Regions from separate parts of the Mus musculus genome. Here region 1 is linked to region 2. The links are chromatin loops, found by intact Hi-C in ENCODE. Cell type or tissue: gastrocnemius. All regions are shown on one strand. Links, peaks and the distances in the headings refer to the core of each region. The heading gives the core; the rest is flanking DNA. Region 1 holds the start of Fkbp11 (FK506 binding protein 11). Region 2 holds the start of Gm41398 (a long non-coding RNA gene).

What was found. A loop is a pair of places that touch in the nucleus more often than their neighbours do. Peaks named below come from ENCODE experiments on the same cell type or tissue, not always from the same donor. Only the 100,000 strongest peaks of a DNase experiment are listed, where the experiment ranks them.
Region 1: it touches region 2 in a loop (7-fold over the local background); 2 of 42 quality-filtered maps call a loop at or near these places.

The regions. Positions count from the first base shown.
Region 1 is chr15:98,717,354-98,728,997 of GRCm38, reverse strand. Ccdc65 (coiled-coil domain containing 65) reads right to left here. Exons shown (of 8, transcript NM_153518.2): 3 at 11,405-11,574; 4 at 10,148-10,286; 5 at 8,217-8,414; 6 at 7,822-8,040; 7 at 6,328-6,480; 8 at 5,658-6,184. The coding sequence ends at 5,891. Fkbp11 (FK506 binding protein 11) reads left to right here and starts at 800. Exons shown (of 6, transcript NM_024169.4): 1 at 800-1,041; 2 at 1,250-1,315; 3 at 1,700-1,787; 4 at 2,065-2,098; 5 at 2,444-2,514; 6 at 4,396-4,630. The coding sequence starts at 913. The coding sequence ends at 4,613. In gastrocnemius, for the core only: no CTCF peak of the experiment used is centred there; a DNase peak (open chromatin) is centred at 6,999; H3K4me3 peaks cover 494 bases.
Region 2 is chr15:99,018,807-99,030,450 of GRCm38, reverse strand. Gm41398 (a long non-coding RNA gene) reads left to right here and starts at 6,170. Exons shown (of 3, transcript XR_875654.2): 1 at 6,170-6,592; 2 at 11,426-11,530. It overlaps Tuba1c (tubulin, alpha 1C), which reads right to left and starts at 560. Exons shown (of 4, transcript NM_009448.4): 1 at 27-560. The coding sequence starts at 29. In gastrocnemius, for the core only: CTCF peaks have their summits at 3,969 (motif pointing left) and 5,643 (motif pointing left); DNase peaks (open chromatin) are centred at 3,959 and 5,639.

The DNA of each region.
Region 1 (11,644 bases), core at 2,274-10,273, 300 kb after region 2:
CTAAAGAAGACAACGAACCAAGAAACAGCCTGAGAATAAATATGGTATGGAAGGACACCATGCCAGACAGCCTTTGAGTGAGTGACCAGGAGCTGGGTACCACAGCTTAGGTTGTCAGTGAGTGTTCAGACCATGAAATTCGAAACTGGTAAGGCTGCCTAAAATTACTTGAGCCCCCTTTAAAAACTGAAGTCCTTGCATAAACACAAGACTGGTGTCCGTGCTGCTGTTGTGAAAAGGATTTGTGGAAAACAGGAAGGAAACGCCATTGCTGGTAGGAGAAGATCTGTGATGGATCACTTTTTACAGGAAGATGCCCCGTAATGCTTCCCAAGACAGGAGGCTGGAGAAGCCGCCAGCTCTTTCTGGACATACCCGAGAGCAGAATGAACAGGAGTGTGAAGGGTCAGCCGACTTGGACACCTGCCTCTGGGCTTAGTGGAAAGGGACAGATCTTAGAAGACCGAGCAGAGCACAAATGCTAGCCCTGTGCTTGAGTACTGTCACCAGTTGCCATGTTAACCTTGGGCAAGTGCCCTAGCTATGAAATGGGGACAAGTGTGTGCCTCCCTTTCCTGGCCATTCGCAGGTTAGAGACAAACGAACGCCCCTCTTTACAGTTGGTAATGGCAAATATGTGCTATTACATGATCCAGCCGTCGTCATGGGTCAGAAAGACTGTTAGATGGGTCACCATCCGCGACCTCCATCACAGGTTAGGGAATTCTGCAGTCTCTTCCCCTCTAGGAGGTGGGGACAAAGTGGAGGGAGGGCTGCAAGAGGAGGAGGAGGAGGAGCTAGCGCCTTGAAAACCCGCCCATACCAGTCTGGCCTGGAGTGAGGGAACCCGTCCTGGTCGCGTGCACCCGAACAGCCTGCCCTGGTATCCTGGTGCTCTGACCCGGTCCAATCATGACCCTGAGCCCTTTGCTCCTACCACTCCAGCTGTTACTGCTGCTACTGTTCAGTGGGGCGGTGTGCCGGGCTGAGGCTGGGCCAGAAACCGAAAGTCCTGTCCGGACCCTCCAAGTGGAGACCCTGGTGAGGAGACTGTGGTGCCACTCCCCTCCCCCCACCCCATGTCCCGCCGTTCCCCTTTACGGCCAGGGATCGCGGGGAAGCCTGGGACTCTAAATGGTCCTGTGAGAGTGAAGAGGAAAGAAGCGAAGGAACTGAGTTGGGGGAAAAGGTGCTGGGTCTCCAGAGGAGCTTAGGAGGAGCAGCCTTGACCCTTGTAGTCTGATCGTAGGTGCAGCCCCCTGAATCGTGCACGGAATCTGCTGCCATTGGAGACACGCTCCACATACACTACACGGTGAGGGGCTTGGGGGTCCGGGGCGTGGCCTGGGAGGGGCGGCGCCCGGCTGAAACACGTCAGCTTTGGCTTGGACACGTGGCAAGCTATCCTAGAGAACTTGAGTCCTAGGATCAGCCCGCACGTGGGGGCGTCCTCTCGCCTGCTTCTCTTTCTTCCTTGTTTTCTGCCGATTCCTCTCCAGCGCTGAGAAAAGAAGGATAGAGAGAGCTCCAAGAAGCGCCAGCCCCGTGGGGCTTCCTGTTCCTTCTTGCCCATGGTGGTGGTGGGTGGAAGGAGATGGGGACAGGACACAAGTTTGTTAAAGGGGTTGCTTCCTTCCGGGTGGTCCCAAATTGTGGGAAGAATGGTGGGTTTAGACCCACCATTTTTTTTTGTCTTCAGGGCAGTTTGGTAGATGGACGCATTATTGACACTTCTCTGACCAGAGATCCTCTGGTCATAGAACTCGGCCAAAAGCAGGTGATTCCAGGTATGTGCCCCGTGCCTCTGACCTCTCCCTAGCCTAAGCCCTTGCTTGCTTGCCGGCTGTATTGCTCTGGAACAGCCGCTAGAATGAAAAGGATCCCAAGGCTCTCCCGCTACCTCAGACTCCACTTCTAACACTCTTCTTGCCCCACACATCACTGCGGCAGAGAGTCTGAGAAGTGGAGCTAAGCTCATTTGATGACGGGGAGCCTTTGATTTTCCTCTTGGGTACTGTGGGGAAGATATGTAGCTTCTAGTTCAGTTTTGCCTTCTTCCTCAAGGTCTGGAGCAGAGCCTTTTGGACATGTGTGTGGGGTGAGTATCTGAAGGCCGGGGCCTGACTGCTCCTTTTTCCGGGTAGAAGGTTTCTCTGTCATCCCTTCTCCAGTGGCAGGACGTTGTAGAGTAAAGGGCCCCTGACTTCATACTGGAGAGGTGCAGGTTAATGGGAACCCCCCCCCCAGGGCATCTCTCCAGCTGTCAGTTTTGTTGGGGGAGGCTGAGTGCTGTGGGGAGATTGGTGACTTTGCTGATCCACCTGTCAGGTGGAGAATTTCATATTTTGGTGTCGCTATCTGAGGAGGGGGGTAAGGCACTTCAGATGGGCTGAGGCTGCCAGCTCACCCCCCTCCTGCCTGCAATCCCTGTTCCTTCCCTCAGAGAGAAGCGAAGAGCAGTCATTCCTTCTCACCTGGCTTATGGAAAGCGAGGGTACCCGCCATCTATCCCAGGTAACCTAACCAGGCCTTTCTCCTGCCTGTCACACACAGTCCCAAGAACCTCTGCTCTGTCTCGAGCTTGAAAAAGTCCAGATCAAATCTCAGGAAAGAATTGAGCTGGGGCTCCTCCTTCAAGGCCACTTTTTCTCCAGGAGAGGCTATAAAGCACCTGTGAAGGCCACCTGACCTGGCTGTAGACAGCTGGTGACTTTTTGGCACCGGCTTGAGCCACGTGGGTCCTGCTGCCTACACTACTTATCCCAGAGCACCAAAGTATAGCTGGCTACTTGACCTTGACTCCTAGAATTCACCTTCACACGAGATTCTTACACCAGTGTTGCCTGTAGGGGGCCCTGGAAGAGAGTAGGGAGGACCAAGCAAAGTCTTTCTGTTTTTTTTTTTAATTTATTTATTATTATACATATATATTATGAATATAAGTACACTGTAGCTGTCTTCAGAAGCACCAGAAGAGGGTATCAGATCTCATTATGGGTGGTTGTGAGCCACCATGTGGTTGCTGGCATTTGAACTCAGGACCTTTAGAAGAACAGTCAGTGCTCTTACCTGCTGAGCCATCTCGCCAGCCCCACAAAGTCTCTCTTAACAAGTTGGGAGTGAGGCCGGGCAGTGGTGGTGGCGCATGCCTTTAATCCCAGCACTTGGGAGGCAGAGGCAGGTGGATTTCTGAGTTCGAGGCCAGCCTGGTCTACAGAGTGAGTTCCAGGACAGCCAGGACTATATAGAGAAACCCTGTCTCAAAAAACAAAAAACAAAAACAAACAAACAAAAAAACCAAAAAAACCTCCAAAACAAAACTAAGTCAGGAGTGGTGGTGCACCTGGGAGGCAGAGGCTGGTCCATCTCTGTGAGTTCAAGGCCAGCCTGGTCTACATAGTGAGTCTCAGGACAGCCAGGGCCACTGACTCGAGAGACCCTGTGTCAAGAGTAAAACAGAACAGAACTCTCAGAAAAATCCTGCCCTTCCCACTGGAACCTCCCTGCCTTGGCCTCCCGCTCCTCTGCTCCCTCACGAGTATCTTTCCTCCTCTCCAAAGCCCTTATTCGAAAATCTGCCAAGAACCAAGTTGCATGTGCTCATGGTTGGTGGGATTTTTAAGGATGTCTGCTTTTTATTCTAGTTCATTTTAGCCCTAAATTCCATCCACCTGGCTGTTTGGAGCCGGGGTCTATTTGGTGTAGAAGATTCATATACATACAGATGCTCACTTGTGGGGTGAGACAGATGGCTGAGCAGTTAAGATAGTGGCTGTTTTTGAAGACCCAGGTTCAATTCCCAGCAGCCACAGGGCTGCTCACCGTCACTTTTAACTCCAGCTCCAGGAGGATCCAGCATCCTCTCCTTACCAAGGATACCAGGCTTGAGTGTTGGCACAGACATACAATAGGCAAAACGGCCATATTCATGAAGTAAAAATGAACAAATCTTTAGAGAGATTTTTAAAAAAAGAATGCTTACTTATAAATATTTGTAAATGTGGGGAAGCCTGCATGTTTCCCCGTCCACACATTCCTTGTGCTGTCAAAGATCTGTCACTGGTTCCAAGCCATATGCTTAGCTGGAGTTAAGGTCAACATGAGAATCCTTAGCCCGCTCCTTCCTGCCCTCTGCTGCCTTTTTTGGGAGGGAACCCAACCCCACATTTCACACTGCCAGCATCACGGTTGTCTTCTGTGGCCCATGCTCCTTGTTTCAATCCCAAGTCAGAGCTCTGGATAAATCAGAGCCATCCTAAGGCGCACCCCGCCCTGCCCCGCCCCGCCCCCTCTCCAGCCGATGCAGGGGTGCATATCCTAACTCTCCCGCCCCGCCCCCTCTCCAGCCGATGCAGGGGTGCATATCCTAACTCTCCCGCCCCGCCCCCTCTCCAGCCGATGCAGTGGTGCAGTACGATGTGGAGCTGATCGCTTTGATTCGAGCCAACTACTGGCAGAAGCTGCTAAAGAGCATTTTGCCTCTGGTAGGCATCGCCATGGTGCCGGCGCTCCTGGGGCTGATCGGGTATCACCTGTACAGAAAGGCCAGCAGACCCAAAGTCTCCAAAAAGAAGCTAAAAGAGGAGAAACGAAACAAGAGTAAGAAGAAATAAATAGTGGTTTTTAACAAGACGTTGTATTTTTCACTCGGTACTGCCCCCCCCCACACCCCTTTCTTTGTTTCTGAATTATTGCTATGGTTTGTGCTGCCTTGAACGTGGAGATCAGACAGCAATGTGAAGCTGGCTCTCGCCTCCCAGCTGCGGGTGGGTCCCAGGCATTGAACTGAGGTCGTCAGTCTGGTGCATTACCTGGTGAGCTTTGCTCGCCCCTTTCCTTCTAGGTCAGGGTCTTGGCATTTGTCCTGTGGTCCGCACTGGCCTCAGACTCACGAGCCTCCTGGCTCTGCGTCCCAAGCACTACCACCTCAGCTATGTAATGCCGTACCCTGCTAACCCGACCCTCTGAGGCCGCTTTCGTGGGTAGAAAAATAACATTCTGAGGCTGGAGCTTGCGTGCGGCGGAGTGGCGGGAGGCTTTGGAGCACCTTCCTCTTGCCTCTCTCGCTGTCCCTAATTTACCCCGAGGAACTGGTCTTGAATCAGCTTGTAAGAGCGATAGGTGCCCCATGTTGTGGAGGAAGTTACGTTCTGCCTCCTAGTAGTGCCCAGGCATTCTCTCCGTGGGACCATGTTCCTCATATCCTTAAAGTAAACACAGCTAAGACAATAAAGACCTTACAAGGCTGAGCAGAGGGCCCCTGTTGGTAGGAAGATTAGGTTGCAGAACCCCTGAGATCAATGGAACCGGTGTGCTGCACGCCTGCGACCCCAAAGGAGGCAGAAGGATCTGAAGCTCAGACAGAGTCAGCCACATAAGGAGGCGGAGGCCTGCGCCAGACCCTGTGTTTGCTTGGTTGGTTTTGTGGTTGTTTTTCAACCTGGCTTGGTAGGGTTAGGGCTGGTAGCCCTGGCTGTCCTGGAACTCACTGTGTAGCGTTCCAGGCTGTCCTGGAACTCACAGAGTTCTGCCTACCTCTGCCTTTGTCCATTGCTGGGATCAATGGTTTGTTCTGCTGCCAGCACCTCCTGGTGACCGTGCCTGTCTGTCTGTCTATCTGTCTGTCTGTCTGTCTAAAGGAACTTCCAAACTACAGGGAAGTTTTTCTTTTACTTTTATTTATTTATCTCTTTAAAAAAAAAAAGAAGTCATCGTTTACACTGTAAGGGTAGTGGTGGTAAGTAGTAAGCAGCTGGAGCGTCTGTCTGTCTGTCTGTCTGAGTGTGCCTGTCCATCTGAGCATGAGAGCAAAGCACGCTGGTTTCACAAAAGAAAAGGAAAAAGGAGAAAGCCTCCTTTCAGGGGTCAGGAAAGAAGTCTCCTTCTCCGGTCACAGGATATGGGAGGCAATGTGGGCGGCTTCGATGACGTTGTAGACAGGCTGGGCCGAGGGTGGGGGCAGCTGGGGTAGGTTGCTTCTGTGGTTTACTACGAAGAGCGGGTTGAGGTGGCTCAGCACTTCGTCGCTCACGGAGATGCCATCCAAGTACTGTTTGAGCATCTCCCGCAGCTTGCTACTGATATCCAGCAGCTGCAGCCGCCTGTGCTGGAGACTCAGGACCTCCAGTTTCACCTTGTTGTATCTCTTCCAGAAGTTCTCCATCCCCGCGTAGTCCATCATAATCTGAGAGTGGAGTTAGAGGGAACAGATGTGTTATGGTACCCGTTAGCCCCTGCTGCCCACCGCCGCTCACCCACTAGCCGGTGCTGCCCACCGCCGCTCACCCACTAGCCGGTGCTGCCCCCACTCACATCCTCCCCCTCTACCTTGGCAAGGTCCTCTGTGATATCCTCCGGGTTCTGGAGCTTGGCCTCTTCCTGCTCCTCGGGAGTCAGCACTGAAGAGTAGAAAGGCAGCACCTTTTCTTCCTCGGTTTCGAATTTCCTACATATTTCAGCAAGCTTAAGGATCTTTTCACCCTGTTGGGAGTTATGAAAAGGAGGTTTAGGGGAAACAGAGAGAGTCTCCCTGCTCCAGCCCCAGGGAAGCTGTTCAGTGTGGTGCTTGCCTTGTGCCAAGAGCTATCCTGGCATTTCGTATTCTTACCACAAACAACTCATTATTCCTTTTTTTTTTTTTTAATTAACGCCATTAAGAAAGGCGTTAATTGGGCATGAGGAGAACTGCAATAGACACACAGAGGAAGAGACTCTCTGCAAAGCAGAGGAGACTCTGGAAGCCGAACATCCAGTCTTTTCTTGAGAGTACGGGAGGGATGGGGTTAAAGCTCCGAAGCCCTCTCCTCCCCTACTTTAGGGTTGACCAATTTGAAGTCAGATAGAGTGGCCCATTTGGTCCTTAATTGTTCTGTGACATGTCCTGATTAGGTTTTGAATTTGTTGAGCCAGTCCATCAGCAGAGGCCTGCTGGCCGGAGGACACAAAAGCTGCCAGAGTCTGGAGGCTGGGGAAGAAGCAGCCATCTTGGAAATGTGCCACCTTGTTATCTAGCATGGATCCTCCTCTCCCTGTCTGTCTGACTTACCAGGGGGCCCATCCCGTCCAACTCCTGGTCTGCCATCCCCACCTCCCTGTCCCCAGCTCAGAGGTCACCCTAACTGCTCTTAGAGGACTTAGGGTATGATGACTGCTGCACTTAGCTGCTTCAAGCTGGCAAAGGGGCGACAGCAGCCAAAGTGCCTCCGAAGGGGTCTATCTAAGGGGCCACAAGAAACCCTGACCAATGGTAGCGAGCCAGAGCTTAGGACAGCCATTTGGTGGTAGCGCCTGTCTCCGGAGCCTGCCATACAGGTGACAGGGAGCAGCTTGATGAGTCGGTAGTTCTCAAGAGAGACCCCAGGATAAGGTCCCAGAACCATACTGTCTTCAGAAGAAATCCAGAGACAACCCCCAAAGTGATGCAGTCTAGAGATAATACAGCCTAGGGGTCTTGGTTGAGCTTGTTTCCTCTGCCAGTTAAAGAATGGAAAGCCGGGGAAGATCCGAAGTCGCAAGCGCATTGAGGGGGTGAGGAAACCGCGCGCGTACACACACACACACACACACACACACACACACACACACACACACACACACACACACACAGTAGAAGTGGAGGAAAAGGCCTTCTGCAAAGCAGGGGGACTCAGGAAGCGAAAAAACCCCATTACTTAATTTAAAAGAGAGGATGGTGCAAAAAAGATAATACTAGCTAGCGTCCACTTTACTGGGGGGGGGCGCCCCCACGTCTCCCCCCGTCAGGTTTGCCTCCAGCCAAGTTTCTCCGTTTTGTCTTGATTACCCCCTCTCTCTATCCTTTACCTTTTCCACGACCTTCTTCAGGGCCTTGAGGGTGGCATTACTTTCCAGGGTGAGTTTGACTAAGTTCTCCTGAGATAGGGTCCGAGCCTGGGTCCTCTGGACCTTAAGTTTTCGAAGCTGCACGTGGACCAGCTCCTTGTTATTCCGGATGCACTGATTCTGCCATTCCCCTTCGCGGCTGTGGGCTACGATCTTCCCTTTCAGGATACCTATGGTCTCCTAGGAGAAGCCGTGGACAGAGGGAGACAGGTCAAAGGGGAGACCGACCCGGGACTAGGAGCACAGTCTGTCCTCTTGACCCCACCCAGTGAGAGCCCGAAAACAATCTGGGAAAGATGGACAGAGGCACCCGCGGAAACGGCAGCGGCGTCTGGCTCCCGTGCGCGCGCACTGACCTGCAGCTTCTGGATCTTTTTCATCTGCGTCTCAATCTCTTTGGAGCTTTTCTCATCCTTCACCTTCAGGTACTCAAAGGCGATCTTCCGGTCCTCCGTGGCGTCGGTGTAATTCTTGAGTGCATCCTGGAACCTCCGCCACAGATCTTCCACTATGTTCTCCAGTTGTAGGCGAAGAAAGTGCTTCTCTTCTAAATTCTAGGAAGCATATCCAAATGCTTAGTTACCCTGCCAGTGCCCGTCCACGCCTGCAAGTAACCGCACCCTAGGAACTGTCTGGAGCATTGTTTAAAGACTTATGTTGGAAGTGAGGTTGGTGGTCCATAGCGACCTGGACAAGAGAGCAGGGGTGGGGATGGGGGGGTCCAACTTCGTAGAATAGAGTGAGGTCTAGTGTTTGAGATCTCTTAACTTTTTTTTTCTTTTTTTTTCTTTTTTTTTTTTTTAATCTTTTTGATTTTCCAAGACAGAGTTTCTCTGTAGCCCTGGCTGTCCTAGAACTCACTCTGTAGACTAGGGAGCCTCAGACTCAAAGATCCGCCTGCCTCTGCCTCCTGAGTGCTGAGTGCTGTACAACCTGCCACTGCCGCAGCCCCCCTCAGATCTCTTAACTCTTTATTTATTTTAAAGATTTATTTATTTTATGTATGTAAGTACACTGTAGCTGTACAGTGGTTGTGAGTCTTCATGTGGTTGCTGGGACTTGAACTCAGGACCTCTGGAAGAGCAGTCAGTGCTCTTAACCTCTGAGCCATCTCTCCAGCCCTTCCTCTTAACTCTTTAAAGGGAAACCAAAATTTAATTCAGTTCCCAGCAACCACATGAAGGTTCACAACCATCTGTAGAGCTACAGTGTACTCATATACATTAAATAAATAAATAAATCTTTAAAAAATAAAAATAATAAAGGGAAACGGATGGTTTGGATTTTGACGTGAAGGCCTCAGTTTTTACATGTAGGAAATTATTCGAATCATAGGGTAAAACATGGGCTAAAAGTAAAAGTCGTGGCTGGAGCCCTTAGCTGGCAGAGCGCCTGCTTAGCCCTGAATAAGGTTGGGTGTGGTGGGTGAGCAGTTTCCACGCTGGGGAGTGGAGGCTGGAGGACCGGAAGTTTATGGTTAAAAACAAAAACAGTAGTTCCAGGTCATTCTCTACTATGTAGCGAATTCAAGATCAACCTGGACAAAGCAAGCTGCTGTCTCAAAGAAAGTAAGTTAAGCGACTGATTAAAGTAAAACAAGAACTTTATACCCCGACTTCTGCATGCAGGTTTGCAGAGCCTGTGATGGAAAGCATCCCGGACCAAGATTCTACAGACCTAGTCTGTACTGGACAGATCCCAGACCAGCACTGGGACTCAGCTGGTCATCGGCTGCTCCGGGCTTTTGTCTCTTCATCTACTTCCCATAAGGGTGAAGCCAGATGATCTCTTCTCTGTTTTGTTTTGTTTTGTTTTGTTTTGTTTTGTTTTAGACTCGAACTAACGGAGGGAGTCGGTGGTGTCTCTGACTCGCTCACCTGCTCTGGGGACCATTTTTCTCCTACTGGGTTGCCTCACCCAACCCTTGTGCCTAGGCTTATTATATCTTGATATGCCGTGTGCAGTTGATATCCCTGGGACACCTGCTCTTTTCTGAAGGGAACTGGAGGAGGAGGAGATCTTGAGGGGACAGGGGGAGAGGTGGTGAGGAGCTGGTAGGAGGGGAGGGAGGGGAAACTGTGCTCAGGATGTATCGTGAGAGAGAAGAATAAGTTCTCATAACATTTTAGAACAGTCTTGCCTCCCAAGCAGCCTTCACGAGATCACAAGCCCTGGGGTGCCTTGGTGGCAACGAACTTTTATTGGCTCTAGGGCTCTCAGCCAGTTCTGGTTGCCTTGATCAGTTTTCCTGCGTCTCTCTGGATCCTGTCCCTATCTCCTTCTGTACCTTGTTTTTAAGGTCATCCCACATGCTCTGGAACTCCAGCTTGCTCTCATACTCGGAATCTATGTAGTTCTGCTCCATGGCCATGAAGACGTCCTGTAGGTAGTGCATCTCCTTCTCATGATGGTCAATGATCAATTTCCTGTAGGAGACATGGCGGATGCAGCACTCAGGACAAAGATGACAAAGAAATGCATGGGGTAACTACAAACGAGCCAGGTGTGGTGAAGCACTCCTTTCTTCCCAGCATTTGGGAGGCAGAGGGAGGTGGATTTCTGTAAGTTTGAGGCCAGCCTGGTCTACAAATTGAGTCCAGGACAACCAGGACTATGACATAGAGGAACCCTGTCTCAAACAGACAAACAAACAAACAAACAAACAAACCAAACTACCAGCAACAACAAAATGAAACTAAAGGGCACAAACTTTTAAACTCTGGCTGGGAGGGAGGAAAAGGTTTGTGCGTGTGCGTGCGTGCGTGTGTGTGTGTGTGTGTGTGTGTGTGTGTGTGTGTGTGTGTGTGTAGTTTTATTCCCCATTAAGAATGAATAAGAGGGGGGCTGGTGAGATGGCTCAGTGGGTAAGAGCACCCGACTGCTCTTCCGAAGGTCCAGAGTTCAAATCCCAGCAACCACATGGTGGCTCACAACCATCCGTAACAAGATCTGACTCCCTCTTCTGGTGTGTCTGAAGACAGCTACAGTGTACTTACATAAAATAATAAATAAATCTTAAAAAAAAAAAAAAAAAAAGAATGAATAAGAGAGCTGGACATGGTGGTGCACACCTTTAATTCCAGCACTTGGGAGGCAGAGGCAGGTGAATTTCTGAGTTTGAGGCTAGCCTGGTCTACAGAGTGAGTTCCAGGACAGCCAGGGCTACACAGAGAAACCCTGTCTCCAAAAACCAAAAAAAAAAAGAAGGAAAAAAAAAAGAATGAATAAGAACATTTTAATTTTTGAATAGGCAATGCCTTCATATGATACAAAACCCAAAACCTAAATAAGTTTGCAGTGAAATCTCTCTCCTATCCCTGTCTACTGCTAGATGGATAGAATCTTGAGTTGGAAGTAGGAGGCAGGCAAAGGTAAGGTAAGGCTGTAAGTCACCCCAGCTCATTTACGAGGATCTCAGGACCCTGTATGCATAGAAATTGTGGTTCAGGTAAGAGGCTCCGCCCGCAGTACTGGGTATCTGGTTACAGGCGTAGTCTCTGAGAACTCCCCCGAATCTAGTCTCTCCACTCTCTGGCCCCCGTACCTTTCCGTCTCAAACTCTTTGGTCAGGACCTCGAGCTCCATGTTGTAATTTTCCTCCAGGAGGCCGAGCCGGCGTCGTTGCAGGGTCAAGAGCTGGTCAATGTTGTGCAAGTGACTACGCAGAGCGTGGGCATACTGCTCCTCAGCTTCAGTCAAGTCCTTAGCCAGAGACTGGGCAGGGGGAAGAGAATGACTGTGCCGGCCACGTAGCATCCGTGAGAGGCTGGGGAGATGGGGCAGC
Region 2 (11,644 bases), core at 1,413-9,412:
CGCCGCTACCCCAAAGCCATACTCACCATATTTAGTCCTTGAAGTGGTCCGCGAAAACTGAGGAAGTGAAAAAGGGTGACGAAGATCTCCCACTAACAGACTACCAAGGAGTCCGGGGGAGAAGCTGTGTAAGGTCCGCCTCCAGGACAGGGCTTATATACCCTGGCCGGGCCACGCGTCGGGAGGGCGGACACCGGACCCCGCCCCGGGCCGCAGCGAAGCCGATGATTGGCGGGTTCGAAAGTTCAAATCAAACTCCGTAGAAGGAGCTGGAAGTGGGAAGGGGAGGAGACACCCAGGGTCCACGCCAGGGCCAGGTGGGGCGGGGAAGAAGGTGGGGAAGGCGATTGGAAGTTGGAGGACAGCGAGATCTTTGTGGAGCTCTGGCCGGAAGAAAGTCCCAGGTAGAGAGGGGGGCGGCCTGGCTCAGCCACCGGGGACTCACAGCTGATCGCCGCCGCACTTGTGGCTCGGTCGCCCCACCCAGGCCTTGGAGCCCGGAAGAGTGAGCCAGAGAGGTGACCCGGGGCTGCCGGCAGGGTGGTGACTGCGACAGCTTCAGGGGGCCAAGATGGAAACGCCCAGTCAACTTGACGGCACAGTGGGAGGGGTGGAGCTGAAGTTAGCTCAAGCCAAAGCCGGTTACAACATCACCAGGGTTGCAGCCCCTGAAGGCAATCTTTCCTAACCTAGGTCTCAGTTGCCTCCAATGGGTCCTAAGCACCTTACTCTTTACTCCCGCCTTCTAGAAGGCTAGCCCTCTCCTCCTTCCTCCCTTCTCCCCACCCTTCCCCCAAGTCCTGAGGATATTTGCCAGAGCATCCCGAGCGCCCTTTTATTTTCGAAGGCAGAGTCTGCCTCAGCTCCTCTTTAAGCAAACATTCCGAGTCTTAAGAGCCTTAAGAGGCACAAAATTATTCGGCCCATTATGAGAGGAACTCGTAACTCCCCCCCGCCCCCCAAGATGGGTCCCCGCTGCAGTGCTCAAGCTAAACCCAGGCGATCCACACTAATTCCTTTCTCTGCGTCTGTGGGATGCAGAGTTCACTCTGTAGTACCACATTCTCTCTGGCCCAAGAGCCCGGGGGCTCCTCTCCTCATTTTACAGTCAAGAGGAGAGGAGAGTTCGGGAAACAAAGCAGGCAAGTGTCTCCACCGCGGGAGACGTTGGACTTCCCTGCCCCACTGCCCTGCACTAGACAGACTTGTCTGAACAACTCCGCAAAGCAGATTTCTCAGAAGTGCCATTCAGTCCTGCTGAGGAGATAGACAGATCCCTGGGAAAGTTTAAGGAACTGGAGTGGTGTGCTTGCTTGTCCTCTTCATACTAAGGAGAGAGAGACAGGAAGAGCCTGGAGCTCACAGGCCAGCTGCTCTTGCAGTATCAGAGTTCAGTGAGGAACCTTGTCTCAAAAAAAAAAAAAAAAAAAAAAAAAAAAAAGGTGGAGAGTCATAGAGGAAGACGGAACATATTGACCTCTGGCCTATGCACGTACACAGAATCTCTCTCTCTCTCTCTCTCTCTCTCTCTCTCTCTCACACACACACACACACACACACACACACACACACACACAAATTAAAAAGCCGCCCTTATTTGAATGTGATGATGCATACCTGTATTTCAGCAGGCAGGGGACAAGACTGGCAAATTTGATCCAGGCTACTTTGTTTCAAATAGAAAAGACTAGAATGCCAGGGATGGCTGTGAAAAGTGGTACAATACAGGCAGACAAGATGGCTCAGTGGTAAGGTCATTTGCCACCAAGCCCGAGGAACTTGGGAGTTTGACTCCCAGGACCTATCCAGTGTAAGGAGAGAACCAACTGTAACTGATTAAATTATCTAATCTTTATACCAATAAAGTACCAGAGGCTTAAACTATGGTAAAGACCTGCTAGCTCAGCAAGGCAACTTTCTTTTCTTTTCTTTTTTTTCTTAACTACATACAAAATATCTATTTACAAGCCTGATTCCACAACTAAACTGCTAGCTCTTTAGAAATTTCTTTCTGGGGCTGGAGAGATGGCTCAGTGGTTAAGAGCACTGACTGATCTTCCTAGAGGTCCTGAGTTCAAATCCCTGCAGCCACATGGTGTCTCTCAACTACCTGTAATGAGATCTAATGCCCTCTTCTGGTGCTGCCTGAAGACCGCTACAGTGTACTTAGATATAATAATAAATAAACCTCTTTTAGCTACAGTGTACTTAGATAAATAAATCTCTTTTTAAAAAAATAAATTTCTTTCTGAGTCAATCTACAGAGCTAGTCTACTTTTCTCTTGAGCTCCTCCAAACCGGAGAGGGCTTCTTAGCTCTCTTTCCTAGAATATTGTTTTACCTGTGTCCTGCCAGCTGTGTCTCTGTTTTCCTGTAAGTCAAAGAGAAAAATCCCTAGCCCTTACTTGGAGCTCCTTCCATAAAGAAGACTCTTCCAAGCAGAGAGAGAGAGAAGGGGAGATGGGAGAAAGAGAGTACTGGAGAGGGAAGAGGGAAGGGGAAAGGGGAAATGGGAAAGTGGGAAGAGAGAGAGAGAGAGAGAACCTCTCCCAAGCAAGTTGCCTTAAAGTTAGCAGGAACTTTCCATTTTTTAGCATTCTTATCTAATGAGGCTTTTAGAGGCGCACCTAAACTGCATCTCTACAGGACTCATTTAGCCGCCTTTGACAAATGCAATTATCTATTTAAACTCTTATATTTTGCTAACAATTAGCTTTTCTATGTACAATAATCAAGTATCCTGTAACACTAATTCCCAAAAGTTGTCCTCTGACATCCATACACATGCCGCAGCAAACACATAGTCTATGTAAATAAAAACGCAAGAAATAAAAAGAAGTCGAGCAATGGTGACAGATGCCTTTAATTCCAGCACTTGGGAGGCAGAGGAAGGCAGATTTCTGAGTTCTAGGCCAGCCTGGTCTACAGAGTGAGTTCCAGGACAGCCAGGGCTACACAGAGAAACCCTGTCTCAAAACAAACAAAAAGGAATGGACCAGGCAGCAGCTGGAGCAAAAGCTTCCAGTCACAGAAAGCCTGTGGTGTTCTTGGGCAGAATGCGAAGGCCAGAGGGATGGAATTGATGCATGGTGAGGAGCTCTGGCACAGTGGAGCATGCCTGTAAACGCCACACGGTGGAGCATGCCTGTAAACGCCGCTACTTAGGAGGCTGAAGCAGAAGGACCACTGGTTTGAGGTCAATCTGAACAATTTGGGAAACTCCATTTTCCCTAGCATTTATGATGGATTGAGTTTAATTCCCAGTGAAGAGGTGAAAGGTAAGAAAAGCACAAAAGGGGCTGGAGAGATGGCTCAGCAGCTAGGAGCACTGACTGCTCTTCAAATCCCAGCAACTGCCGGGCAGTGGTGGCACACGCCTTTAATCCCAGCACTTGGGAGGCAGAGGCAGGAAGGTTTCTGAGTTCGAGGCCAGCCTGGTCTACAGAGTGAGTTCCAGGACAGCCAGGGCTACACAGAGAAACCCTGTCTCGAAAAACAAAAACAAACAAACAAAAAAATCCCAGCAACTACATGGTGGCTCACAACCACCTGTAATGAGATCTGACGCCCTCTTCTGGTGCATCAGAAGACAGCTACAGTGTACTTACGAATAATAATAAATAAATCTTTGGGCTAGATGAAGCAAGGGCAGACCGGAGCGACCGGAGCAAGCAGAGGTCCTAAAATTCAATTCCCAACAACCACATGAAGGCTCACAACCATCTGTGCAGCTACCGATACTTGCGTACCCATGTACATAAAATAAATAAACAAACAAACAAATAAATATTTTGAAAAAAAAAGAAAAGAAAAGCAGGACAGTTTCTATACTTTTCAGCTTGAATACATAAGGGGCTAGAGACATGGCTCAGCAGTTAACACCGCCTGCTCTTTCAGAGGACCTGAGTTAGAGTCACAGAACCCACAAGCTACATACAGTCGCTTCCAGGGAATTTAGCTCCCTCTGCTGGCTTCTGTGGTCACTGCATGCATACAGTACATAAACATACAGGCAAAACACCCACGCACAAAATAAAATCTGAAACACAGACAAATATTAGGGAAGAGAGAAGCTTAAGAAGAAACCAAAACGGCTGGAGAGATGGCTCAGCAGTTAAAAACACTGACTGCTCTTCCAGAGGTCCTGAGTTCAATTCCCAGCAACCACATGGTGGCTCACAACCATCTGCAGTGGGATTTGATGCCCTCTTGAGGTGTGTTTGAAGACAGAACCAATGTACTCACATATAATAAATAAATAGTTTTAAAAGAAGAAGAAGGAGGAGGAGGAGGAGGAGGAGGAGGAGGAGGAGGAGGAGGAGGAGAAGGAGAAGGAGAAGGAGAAGGAGAAGGAGAAGGAGAAGGAGAAGGAGAAGAAGAAGAAGAAGAAGAAGAAGAAGAAGAAGAAGAAGAAGAAGAAGAAGAAGAAGAAGAAGAAGAAGAAAGAAAGAGGCGGAGGAGGAGGAGAAGAAGAAGAGGAAGAGGAGGAGGAAGAGGAAGAGGAAGAGGAAGAGGGAGAGGAAGCCCTGTACGTGAAGTTCCCGAAGTTCAGGCCTTGCCGCTGCCTTCAATCCAGAACAGAGCTGTCACATTCTCAGCGGAGCAGCTGCGACCCCACCAAGATCAGGCCAGCCTCCATTCCCTCATCCAACGACTCTCAGCCCAGGCTGCAGTCACACCCTCCTGGGCACCAGCCCCCGGTGCAGGGGATACTGCGCCAGTGGTTCTGGACTCCTGGGGTATTAGCATGTACAGGAAGTAAAAGATTCGTCGTTAAAGCTATGCAGCTTTCAGGAGGCTGGCGCACGCAGGGGCGGGGCTTCGGGATTCGGCTGTTTGGGGGTCATCCAAGACCCACAAAGTAAGTTACCATTTCCTCAGTGGTTGGGAGTGCTAGCTGCTCTACCAGAGAATTCTGGTTGAATTTCCAGCACCCACAGGGCAGCTCACAACTGTCTGTAACTTCAGTTCCGTGTTCTCACACAGACATACATGTAGGCAAAATAATACACATAAATAAAAATATCCGGGCGTGGTGGCACACGCCTTTAATCCCAGCACTTGGGAGGCAGAGGCGGGCGAATTTCTGAGTTCGAAGCCAGCCTGGTCTACAAAGTGAGTTCCAGGACAGCCAGGGCTACACAGAGAAACCCTGTCTCGAAAAACTAAAAAAAAAAAAAAAAAAAAAAAAAAAAATATATATATATATATATAATTTTTAAAAAGTCCTCTTTGGGCAATATAATTGTTTCGTGGGTAACAATGCTCACTGCCAAACCTGATGATCTAAATTCGAACCCACAGCCCACGTGGGTAGAAGGACAGACCACCTTTTGCAAGCTTTTCTCCTAGCTCCACACTCAAACTGTGGCATGTGGGTACCCACACATGTACACAATCAGTAAATCAATGGGATTTGTTGTTGTTGTTAATGTACTCTTGTTTGTATTCTGGTATCCAGGATGTGGAAACAGGAGGAGGATATCTGAGAGTTCAAGGCTATCCTGGTCTACATAGGGAGCTTCAGGTCAGCCAGGGGCTGTAGGAGACCTTTCTGCTCCTCTCCAACACACATACAAAAAGTACTCTCGCGAAATAGTTGTAAGCATTGAGAGACGTGTTAAGGTTTGCTGCCCCCTGCTGGAGCGTTCTGGAAATTGAGCTGGTAGAGCTCTTGCTTAGCATTCTCAAGGCCCTGGGTTTCATTCCTATAATATTTTATTTTGGTATATAAGTCTATACCAAAATTAAAATAACCCTTCAGTGAGAAGCCCTGAAGACCTACTCAGTGAAAATCCCTGCAGACCTATTCTGCTTGATAAAACAAACTGTAAGCTAATGTCTTTCAGCATAGCTACAAAGCAGGGGAAAGACTTCAGCCAGTGGTTCTCAACCTGTGGGCCACAATCCCCAACGACCCTTTCACAGGGGTTCACTAGGACCACCAGAAAACCCAGATATTTACATTATGATTCACAACAGCAAAATCACAGCTATGAAGTAGCAACAAAAATAATTTCACGGTTGGGGATAAGGAACTGTATTAAAGGGTCGACAAACGTCAGGAAGGTTGAGAATCACTGCACTAGATCAAAGCTAAGCTTGGAGGCTTATCCTGTATCCTTGGCACTCAGACTGAGGCAGGAGACCTCAGCAAGTTCTGGGCCAACCTGGGCTACACAGAGTTTAAGGCCAGTTTGGTTGCACTTAGTCCATGCTTAGTCCAGCCATCCTGACCCTCTGTTAATCTCAGGCCCAGCCCCTGCCAAGTGGCCTACTAACTGGAGGAGTCTGGAGATACCTTGGAAGTCGTCCAGGACACTGACCCCATCAAACAGAAGGGGATTATGGCCAAGATGCAGGAGTGATTTTCAGAGACACCAGAATGAAAGACAAATTCAAAGCTCTGTTCTCTGCACCTGGAAGACCACCGCTAGCAAAGCCCTCTCCACGGTGCTGAAGGTACGGCCCCTCCTCACTGTCACTAATGCAAATCCTATGAGGAAACAAAGCAAGAGGAACCAGACCTGTGGTGTCTGTCTGCAGCCTCACCCCTACTGCCTGAGCCGGGACACCCGACAGAAATGTTCAGGTACCAGGAAGGACAGGGACATTTGGGGATACAAAGCAAGGTCCAGTGTTCCATCTTTTCCTTTATTTCAGATGAGAAGATATAACTATTTTTTGAAAGATTTTAATCTTTTTTTAAAAAAACAGATTTTCTCTCTGTAGCCCTGGCTGTCTTGAAATTCGCTCTGTAGACCAGACTGGCTTCAAACTCAGAGATCCTCCTGCCTCTGACTCCTGAGTGCTGGGACTAAAGGCATCTGTTACCAGTATCCAGCTAATTATTTTTAATGTTAAAAAAATTTAAATCTATGTATGAGTGTGTGTTTATTCATGCTATATGCATGTGCGTGCAGTGCCTGTGTAAGCCAGAATAGGGCATTGGGTGCCTTGGGGCTGGAGTCACATAAGTTTGAGAGCTAGCTGCCTCTATGGGTGCTGGGAGCTGAACTCTGGTCCTCTGGAAAACTAGCTGGTGTTGCTCACCTCTGAGTTGTCTCTCCAGCAAGACTTTATATCTAATTATATGTAACTATACTTTTTCTTTACTTTCATAGCAAAATATTTTATCTTCTTTTTTTTTTAGTTTTTTAAAAATATTTTTAAAAGATTTTTAAAAATCTGCATGTGTGCCTGGTACCTGTGGAAGCCAGAAGAGGGTATCAGACTCCCTGGGACTGGAGTTAGAGACACGTGTGAGCTGCCGTGGTAATGACGAGAATCCAGCCCAGGTTCTCATAAAGAACATCTGGTACTCTTGGTACTTTTTTTTGTTTTTGTTTTTGTTTTTGTTTTTTTTGTTTTTCGAGACAGGGTTTCTCTGTATAGCCCTGGCTGTCCTGGAACTCACTTTGTAGACCAGGCTGGCCTCAAACTCAGAAATCCGCCTGCCTCTGCCTCCCAAGTGCTGGGATTAAAGGCGTGTGCCACTATGCCTGGCACATCTGGTACTCTTAACCGCTGAGCCATCTCTCCAAACCCTGGAGTTTTCATTGTTTTTTGTTTGTTTGTTTGTTTTTTAAGATTTATTTTTTTAAAGATTTATTTATTAATATATGTAAGTACACTGTAGCTGTCTTCAGACACTCCAGAAGAGGGAGTCAGATCTTGTTGCAGATGGTTGTGAGCCACCATGTGGTTGCTGGGATTTGAACTCTGGACCTTTGGAAGAGCAGTCGGGTGCTCTTACCCACTGAGCCATCTCACCAGCCCAAGATTTACTTATTATATGTAAGTACACTGTAGCTGTCCTCAGACACTCCAGAAGAGGGCATCAGATCTCATTATGGATAGTTGTGACCCACCATGTGGTTGCTGGGATTTGAACTCAAGACTTCTGGAAGAGCAGTCAGTACTCTCAACCGCTGAGCCATCTCTCCAGCCAGAGTTTTCGTTCTTATTTTCCTTTTTAAAAGTTTTACTTTGTTACTTTAAAATTGCGTGTAAACGTGTGCGTGCGCGTGGGATGAGCACATAAGTGCAGATGCTTAGAGGCCAGAGGCATCTGGTTCCCCACAGCTGAAGTTACAAGTGATTGCGAGCTGACTACTGTGCGTGCTAGGAGTACAGCTCGTGCTGTCTGAGATGGCTTTGAGAGATCTTTTCAGTGCTTGCTTTTGTTTCTATTTTTTAATTTTAAAAATTAGTTTATTTTTGCATATATATGAGTACACTGTAGCTGTCTTCAGACACACCAGAAAAGGGCACCAGAGTCCATTACAGAGGGTTGTGAGCCACCATGTGGTTGCTGGGAATTGAACTTTGAATCTCCGGAAGAGCGTCAGTGCTCTCAACTGCTGAACCACCTCTCCAGCCCCATGCTTTTGTTTCTTGACTCAGTGTCTCCTACCCTAAACTGGCCTCAAAGTCTGATTTAGTTGTGGATGACATTTAGCTGAGTGGTAGCGAGTGCCACCATGCCTGGTCTGTGCTATACTGAGGACAAAACTCAGGGCGTGGTATGCAAGGCATAGTACTTCAAATGAGCTACAAGCCCAGGCTGTTGGGTTTTTTCTTTTTTAAAAAAGATGTATTTATTTATTATATGTGAGTACACTTTTGCTGTCCTCAGACCCACCAGAAGAGGGCATTACATCTCACTACAGATGGTTGTGAGCCACCATGTGGTTGCTGGGAATTGAACTCTGGACCTCTGGAAGAGCAATCAGTGCTCTCAACCGCGGAGCCATCTCTCCAGCCCTAAGCCCAGGTTTTTAACCAAACCTCTTAGTAATTTTATCTATTGCTTTGACAAAAGCAACTGAAGGGAGAAAGGTTTGATGCTGGCTCACAGTTTAGGGTGCAGATTGTGAGGCAGCAGAAGCGTGAAGTAGCAGATCACGTGAACCATCAGTCAACAGAAAGCAACCTGTGCACCCTGCCGCTTTGTTCCCTTTCTCTACTCTTTCCGTTCAGGACCCAGTTAGGGAATGGCACCGCTCACAGTGGATAGGGAATGGCACCGCCCACAGTGGGCAGGTCTTCCCTCTTCAAGGCTATCAAGATAATTGTCTGTAGGAATGGCCAGAGGCCCAACTCCTGAGCGTCTTGAAATTTCTATCAAGTTGACAACAATAACCATCACAATGAGGAGTGTTTATTTATTTACTTATTATTTATTGCAATGCTGGAAATATGTTTTACCAAACACTCGGAAACAGAGTTTGGAAACTAGACTCAGTTGTTGGAAATACTCTCTGCTCTTCCAGAGAACCCAAGTTTAGCTCATAGCTGCCTGTAATTCTAGCTCCATGGTATCTAATACCCCCTTCTGGTCTCCTTGGGCACCCACACACATGTAGCATACACTCACACAGACATATTAATAAAATAAAAATATTTTTTAAGGGCTGGAGAGATGGCTCAGCGGTTAAGGGCACTGACTGCTCTTCCAAAGGTCCTGAGTTCAAATCCCAGCAACCACATGGTGGCTCAAAACCATCTGTAATGAGATCTGATGCCCTCTTCTGGATGACAGCTACAGTATACCTACATGTAATACATAAATAAGTAAATAAATCTTTAAAAAAAAAAAAGGGGGGGGTCTGGTGAGATGGCTCAGTGGGTAAGAGCACCCGACTGCTCTTCCGAAGGTCCGAAGTTCAAATCCCAGCAACCACGTGGTGGCTCACAACCACCCGTAATGAGATCTGATGCCCTCTTCTGGTGCGTCTGAAGACAGCTACAGTGTACTTACATATAATAAATAAATAAGTAAATCTTTTAAAAAAATATTTTTTTAAACGAGATAGCATTTTCAGCTTATATTTCCTAATTATTGAGACCTGTAGACCAGATGGCTTTGAATTCCCTATGTAGAAGGGATAGCTTTGAACTCCTTCCTAGTCTTCCTGTTTTCACCTTCTGAGTGCCAGGATTACATCTATGTTGCCATCATACCTGGCTTAGGTGGCGCTGGGGCTCAAACCCAGACTTTCCTGCATGTTAGGTAAGCACTCAACCAACTGAGCCACGCCCCAGCCCCAGCCCACCCACCAGAGTCCTTACAAGTTGCTTTCTCAGACCTGAGCAGCATTTTGGACTCTGCCCCCTTTCGTTAGCAATTTGCATACACCTTACTAGCTGTGGTACTGTAGACAGGCAGGCCTAGAACTTGAGATCTTCCTGCCTCAGTCTCCCCAGAGACCTCCTATTAGGCCTGGCTTTGCTAGCTCCATTCTGGAAGATAACTACAGAAAATCAGCTTTCAGACGGGCGTGGTGGCGCACTTGGGAGGCAGAGGCAGGCGGATTCCTGAGTTTGAGGCCAGCCTGGTCTACAGAGTGAGTTCCAGGACAGCCAGGGCTACACACAAAAAAACCCACCCTGTCTCAAAAAAAAAAAAAAAACAAAAAAAGAAACAAAAAACAAAATAAAACAAAAAAAGAAAAAGAAAGAAAGAAAGAAAGAAAGAAAGAAAGAAAGAAAGAAAGAAAGAAAGAAAGAAAGAAAGAAAGAAAGAAAGAAAAAAACAGCTTTGGTCTCTGATGAAACCCTGCTCCCATTTCTGTGTTCTAACAGGACGGACGAGCTTTCTTACAGGCCTTCTGCCTAACATGTAAGGAGATCCTAGGTGTAACCCCCAGCTCCACAGACCAACAACAACCGCCAAATATCCCTTTGACCCTTCATCCGTTTAGCGTACAAGCTTAAAATTCTGTTGCAGAAAATTAAAAATACCTACTCACATTTTTCAGTTAAGAGCATTATTATTCCAGTAAGTATGCCGTACCCTGGGGCCTGGAAACTTCCCTATTTATAGCAATGTTTATCCAATAATTGTATTTATTCCCGAGTGTAGAAAGCACCCAGGCAGCCTGAAGGGGAATGCCCCTGACAGTTTGCGCTCCTTTTATAGCTTCTCACCACCAGCGGAGACAGCAGACTGCCCTGGTTTTCTGAGGGTCTCCTAACTCAGGATAGTTCCCAGACTCCCCACCCCCACCGCCCCTCTGCAGTCATGAGAATAGTTCAAAATCTGTGCTTTGGCCAAAGAAAGTTTATCCCTGTCAACGTTAGTACCCAGCCTTGTAGGCGTAGGCTTTTCTCAGGTCCGGGAGCCTTGCTTCTTTAACGGAAAGTGAGAGCAGATCCCGCGATGGATTTCCGGGAGGCTCCCTTTTCATAGACAACCCAGGCTGACTCGTGCACCTCTTTCTCGCGCAGCCTTTGCTGCTCTGCCTTAATTCTCTCCCCAAGGCCTAACCCCTGGGCCTTTTTTAGAGTTCTATGTAAGGCTCGTCCATCTTGTTTCTGACTCGCTTTGCGCATCCGCCTCCGTGCATGTTCACATGACTAAAATTGTATGACTCCTCCCCAAACCCCGTTAATCTCTACGTTTTTTTTTCCCTTTTGACAGGTCCCATGTAACACTGGTTAGCTCTGAGACTGACAAAGATGGCCTTGACCGCTCCGTGACCTTGGCCTCTGCCTCTCAAGTGCTGGAGTTACAGGTATAAACCAGGTATGTGACCCTGCCCTTCCTGGGGTCCTTCTGCCTGCCATTACTGTGGTTCAAGGAGTAAGCAGATGCCCAGTGTGGCTAATGCCTTCCTTTCTGAAGCACCACCTCCTGTCC